2 separate regions of the Mus musculus genome follow, and region 1 is linked to region 2. Evidence: chromatin loops called from intact Hi-C (ENCODE). Cell type or tissue: left cerebral cortex. All regions are shown on one strand. Links, peaks and the distances in the headings refer to the core of each region. The heading gives the core; the rest is flanking DNA. Region 1 holds the start of Thop1 (thimet oligopeptidase 1). Region 2 holds the start of Zbtb7a (zinc finger and BTB domain containing 7a).

Region 1 (2,895 bases), core at 290-2,789, 67 kb after region 2:
GTACTCACACACAGACGTACAAACAATAGTTAAAAATAACAAATCCTAAAAATACAAAAGAACCTAGTTGGAAGTATTACTAGGTCCTCTCTAGATGCTAGATAGCACACTGTCCTGGCACCGAGGTTCCCAGGCCACCGTCTCCAGCAGCCTTCCAGGAACTAGAGCCTTTTACACCATGTGTGGGTTTTGCTCATCGCCCCGTTGGCAGTCCATCTTACCCTAGTTAGAATAGCAGGGAGCATGAGAAAAGTATTCTTTTAAAATTCAGTTTATCAAGAGGTTGAAGTCATGGGAAAGTTAGTTCATTCATTTTGCAGACGAAGGGGTCAGGGTCGGGAATCCCAAAGGTTCCATCTGCCCGAAGGAGGAGAGAAAGGGAGGGCCTGGGCGAGGGGCGACCGGTACCTGCGGGGGGCTTCATGGCGGTCGGCTGCGCGCGAGGCGGCGACGGCCCTCCTCTGGTCCTCACGCCTGTGCGGTCCGGATCTCCTCGGAGCTCGCCTCACCTGAGCCAGTTCCTCTGCTGTGGCTCTCAGACTGAGGCGCCCGCCGCCCGCGAGCTCCGAGCACGCTAGGAAGGCGCGTGCGCGCGAAGGCAGCTGGTCAACGCGAGTGTGCATGCGCAGGAACAACCAGTCTGGCGCCGGTGCATCGCGGTTCCGCCCACATTATCCCGAGCTTGCCCTGTCAGTGGTGCGATTTTGCGCATGCGCTGAACACAGTGGAGCCCGCAATTGGCTGTCATAGGTGAGTGAGGCGGAGCCTTACGCACCCTCGGAACGCCAGGATGCTGTTTCCATGGAAACCTAACACCCTCTCTGCCTTGCCTTTTCTGTGAGGATTTCACTCTATACAGGCTGTGTGCGTTTGTGCTTGGTCTGTTCGTTCAATTCATTTCTTTTTGTTCTTCAGCCAGTTCCTCATGACTCCACCTTCTGAGTTCTGAGATGACCAGAGTGCTCCAGCATGCCTGGCTTCCCTCCCTCTCTCTCTCTCTCTCTCTCTCTCCCTCCCTCCAACCTTCTCTTCCTTCTTTCCTTCCTTTTTTTGACACAAAGTTTCATGTAGCCCAGGCTGGTCTGAATTTGCTGACAGGCCTCAAATTCGTAGCAATCCTCCTGCCCCAGCTTCCTGGGTTCTGGGAATGCAAGTGAGAACCGCCACGGGTTTTTGCTTGTTTGTTTTGTTTTTGTAAGCTGAGTGTGCTGACTTATACCTGCAATTTCAGTCCAAGTAAAACAAAACTGACCCAACCTGCAACCTGCAGGAGTAGCCTGGACTATATACCTTGTCTGAAAAAACATGAGAGATGGCTCTGTGGTCAAGTGTAGTTGATAATCGGTGTACTGCAAAAGCCAGGGCTGGCCCCTCCTTCCTGCACCAGCCTGTGGCACGTTAAGATGCCTCCTAGGAGCTGTTGGCGGCTCCTGTTAAAATGTTGGCACCATGACATCTCCTCAGCCTGGAGCTGTCACAAGAACTGTCTACAGTAGTGTATCACCTTTCCCAACACAACAGAGGTTGCCCCTCAAGAACACCCCTGCAGGAGCTGTCCTACAGGAACTGTCCCACAGTGATAGGACCTCATCTCCAGCCTCCTTGAGCAGCCTCACAGAGATGGCGCCTCAGCAAAAGTTGGCTGTGGCCTGGAAGGACTTTCACACTAACCCATGGGCCTGATGCAGGGTAAAGAGGGTGAGGGGGAAAAAAGTCACCAATCCCCGAACAGGAAAACCCACCAATCCCTGAGCTCCTCAAGCTCAGGACTTGAAATTCCACCAATCGTTAATCTGGAAATCTCTGCCCTGAAAAGCCCTGCCTCCTAAGAAATTCTATGTAAGCCCCGCCCTTTGTCTAATTCCCTAATGTTTTACTCCCAGGAGAAGAGGGAAGATTCATCTCTCCACACCCTGAACCCACCAATAAATCTCTTACATGAGATTTTCTGCTTGGTGTGACTTTCTCATCGGAAGAGCCAAGAAGAAGCGAGGTGAAGAGAGGGTGGGGGGTGGGAGAGCGGGGTGCGGGGAAACAAGGCTCCTGAGCTCCTCAGCTCAGCCGGGGATATCCTCCCCTGGGAACTGCAACACCTCTGCTGAGAGGGCTCCCTGCGTGGTTCCTGAGCTCCGTGTCTCCGTGTGCCCTTCCATCTGAGCAGAAACATCGACAGTAATAGCACAAGTCCAGAAGACTGGACTTCAGATCCCCACACCACAGGGCCGCTCACACCTCCAGGGGACCCCATGTCCTCTTCTGGCCACAGCAGGTGCTGTGTACATATGGTGCACACACATACATTTAAGTGTATGCACACAAGCACATAAGCAACTTTTAAAACATAGGATAGTGGAGAGACAGCATTTATTTTAACACGCATCTCAAAGTACAGTTCCTGTAGGGAGAAGCAATAGTCACTCCTGGTCCAAGGTCCAGAAATCTGCTCGAAATTACTCAGTCTAGGATCTGCCCAGGAAATGGCCTCTCCAGAGTCAAGACTGAGGGCCTTCCTGGCTCATTTGACTGACATAATCAAGATAATCCCCCTACGCCGGGCAGTAGTGACGCATGCCTTTTATCCCAGCACTTGGGAGGCAGAGGCAGGCAGATTTCTGAGTTTGAGGCCAGCCTGGTCTACAAAGTGAGTTCCAGGGCAGTGAGGGCTACACAGAGAAACCCTGTCTCAAAAAAAAAAATTCCCCACAGGCAATCAAAGAAGCCATCTTCCCTGTGGTTCTAGATCCAACCAAAGAGACAGTTGACACTGGTCATCAATGGTGCGTGCCTACACCCACCACCACCCTGCCCCAAAACAACTCCCCTGCCCCGGAAGATGTATCTGCAGGCAAAGCACTCACCGTGTTGGGAAGTTTGAACCCCCAGTACCCAAAAAAG
Region 2 (2,895 bases), core at 287-2,786:
CGCGCCCGGCCCGGCCCGCGCCAGGCCGCGCATCCCCGGCCTCGCCTGAAGCCCCGAGGCCCCCCGACACCACACCCTCCCCTGGGGAGGGAACCTCCAGTCTTGCGGAGGAACCTTTCTCCTCCTCCCTGAGCGTCCGGAACTAAAGGGAAGGGGGAAAAATTAAAATATCGAACGGGAGGGGGGGGGCTAAGAACGGTTACACAACAGGAGGGGAGGGGCGGCAGCCGGAAGCCGGGACCGCCACCGGCCCCGGGCGAGGGAGCCGCGGAAGCTCCGCCTCTTCTGCATAAACCCCGCCCCTGCACGCAGGCCCCGCCCAAACGCAGGCTCCACCCCCATGCAGCGCCGCGCCGGACGATTTCTAGTATCCATTGGCCCTCAGGTCTGCCACTCACCGCCCCTCCTCCGCAACGCCCCTCCCTGACCCGCCGCTATCGCGAGGCACTCTGGGATTTGTAGTTTATTCTCCAAGGCCACCTTCCAAAACAACAAGCACTGAAGATAAGCGAAAGAACTACAGAGCCCAGGAGAACCGCGACGACGCGCCCGCCTCCCAGACACTCCACCCCTCACCCCTTCCCTCCGCCTCTCTCGGGCCTTTTTTTTTTTTTTTTTTTTTTTTTTTTTTTTTTTTTGCAAAGCCCCCCTCCCTGTTTTGTCAGCCCCCTCCCCCCCTCCGCCAAGGCGCTCCATCCTGGCCAACTCCAACGTCTGCGCGCAATCCCGGATAGGCCTTCCCCGCCCCCCGCTTGCCCACTACCACTCGGAAAGGGGAGCGGCGCGCCCCGGGCCCTATTGCAAACTTAGCACGCGACGCACCCCTCAGCCCCCACCTTCGCCTTCGGTGAGGCCCGGCTCCCCTCCCCCGCGGGCCGCGCGCCGGGAACCCTGAGGCCGTGCCGCCCGAGTAGGGAGGAGGGATCGGGAGCGGGCTTGTGCCCTTCGCCCCGGAGGGACCCGGGCGGAGCCCCCCCGCCTCCCGACTCCTCTTCGGCTCTGGCCGGGCAATCTTGGTCTCCAGAACCCCTGAGCTACGGAGGCGCCCCAGATCCCCCATCCAGTCCGTTCCGCTCCGTACGGGCTCTCGGGGTGCGCACTGCGCCCCCGGCCGCGTCCCCACCCTGCAAGGAAATTAAAAAGGAAAGAAAGGAAAAAAAAAAGAAAAACAAAACCCACCTCTCCGGGAGAGGAGTCCCCTTCAGCCCGGGCAGCTTACCTCGCGGGGACCCGAGCCCGGAGGACGCGCGATCGGGGCAGCCCGCGGCGCGGACCTCGCTCGGGCGGGCGGCGGCGTCACTGCCCCTACAGTAGCCGTACAGTACGCAAAGCCCCGTATGATGCTCGCGACTCCCTTCCTGGTTTGTCCGAGGGCAAGAGGGGTCCTCCCTCGTCTTAAAGGTGCCGCAGCGCCGGCACCCCCACGCCCAGCCCGCCCCCCCGGCCACCGCGGCCAGAACAGGCTCTGCAGGTCGGCTCTTGCCACGTCCCGCGGGGCTGCGCCGCGAGAGCAGATCGGGCTGCGATTAGGGATTTGGGGGTGCCGGGCGGGCGGGGGGCGCAGCCCCGACCCATCGGCCCCTCCCCTGGCAAGCCCGTGACCTCTCCGCCCCGTGCGCGGCGCCGTGCCAGCCTGCTGGCTTATCTACGGCCCGGAGCACCCCAGGGTGCTGGGGGCGGGCAAGAGGGGCCCCTCGGGTTCAGGGGGTGGGGGCCGCAGATAAACAGCCCCGGCCTGTGCGCGCAGGGCGGGGTTCAGGGGGCGCGGGCTGTGCCCCCGAAGCCCGGGGCGGGGCGGGACCGGGTTGGCAATGGGGGCGGGAGTGCGGTGCGCACCCGGAGGACTGGGTGCCGGGGCGTAAGGGGCCCTCTGGCCCAAGGAGCTGAGATGAAGGCGAGGAAGTGACGGTCCCTTGCCTCACACCTCTCTCCAAGGCCACCAGGGCGCTGCCATGGTACCGCATCTCCCTTCTCTGAGCCTCAGTTTCCCCAAATAATGCAAGGAATCGAAAGGAGAAGAAAAGGTCTGTTGCAAGGTCGGCGAGGTTGCATCGGCGCTCCTGTCATCCTTGGCCTCAGTTTACCCAAGTAGTGCAAAGAACCCAGGAAAGGAAGAAAAAAGATCAGAGTCTGCATTTGAGCTCCAGGTCCCCTAACCCCCACATAAACCTCAGTTTACTCAAACTGCGAGGAACCCAGAGTTTGCAAGTACAGCTAGGTTGCTTTAGAGTGTCGGGTCTCCGTCCACCCCCGCCCCCATCTGCGCCTTAAATTACCAAAGCCATACCAGGGACCCCCCAGGGGAAGACTTGCAGGGCCGCGAAATGTCAGCTGAGCTCGGGGGTCCCGCCCTCACCGGTGCAGCCAGCCAGCAAACCTGCCGCCCCGCGATTACATAAAACAGTCGCCTCCACCCGGCTGTGCCAGGGGCGTAGCGCGGGGAAGGGGTTGGCGAGGGGCGGGGAAGGACGGTTGTTTTCCAGGCCTTGTAATTTTCCCCGCAGCCGGCTGGCTGGCCCGGCTGGTGTGGGGCGTGGACCCGGACCCTCGCAGGGGCGCCGCACAGCTCCGCAGGACAGAGGTGGGAAGTAGGAAAGTGCGAATCCAACCCTGCGTTTTCTGTTTTCTTTCTTTCTTTCTTTCTTTTTTTTTCACCCCCTTGTCCTTTTCTCTCCCACTTCCTCTCTGGTCGTGGGAGAGGTCTGGAGAGGGAGGGGAAGGCAGAGGAGGGGACAGGCGACATCCCGGTTCACCAGGCCTGCTGGGTTCGGGTTCCAGCACGCCACAGCCACCAGACGACCTGACTGTGGATCTGGCTCTGGGGAGGGGGCGGAGCGGGGAGTTAGAACCAGCGCCTGGCCTCAGTTTCCCCTTCAGTTCCCCTTCGTATGGAGA

The links. A loop is a pair of places that touch in the nucleus more often than their neighbours do. Peaks named below come from ENCODE experiments on the same cell type or tissue, not always from the same donor. Only the 100,000 strongest peaks of a DNase experiment are listed, where the experiment ranks them.
Region 1: it touches region 2 in a loop (3-fold over the local background); 1 of 42 quality-filtered maps calls a loop at or near these places.

Annotation. Positions count from the first base shown.
Region 1 is chr10:81,067,792-81,070,686 of GRCm38, reverse strand. It overlaps Thop1 (thimet oligopeptidase 1), which reads right to left and starts at 604. Exons shown (of 13, transcript NM_022653.4): 1 at 409-604. The coding sequence starts at 424. In left cerebral cortex, for the core only: no CTCF peak of the experiment used is centred there; DNase peaks (open chromatin) are centred at 677 and 1,363; H3K4me3 peaks cover 804 bases; H3K27ac peaks cover 961 bases.
Region 2 is chr10:81,134,984-81,137,878 of GRCm38, reverse strand. Zbtb7a (zinc finger and BTB domain containing 7a) reads right to left here and starts at 1,608. Exons shown (of 3, transcript NM_010731.3): 1 at 1,180-1,608. In left cerebral cortex, for the core only: CTCF peaks have their summits at 1,372 and 1,941; DNase peaks (open chromatin) are centred at 1,299, 1,600, 1,832, 2,393 and 2 more places; H3K4me3 peaks cover 2,313 bases; H3K27ac peaks cover 2,220 bases.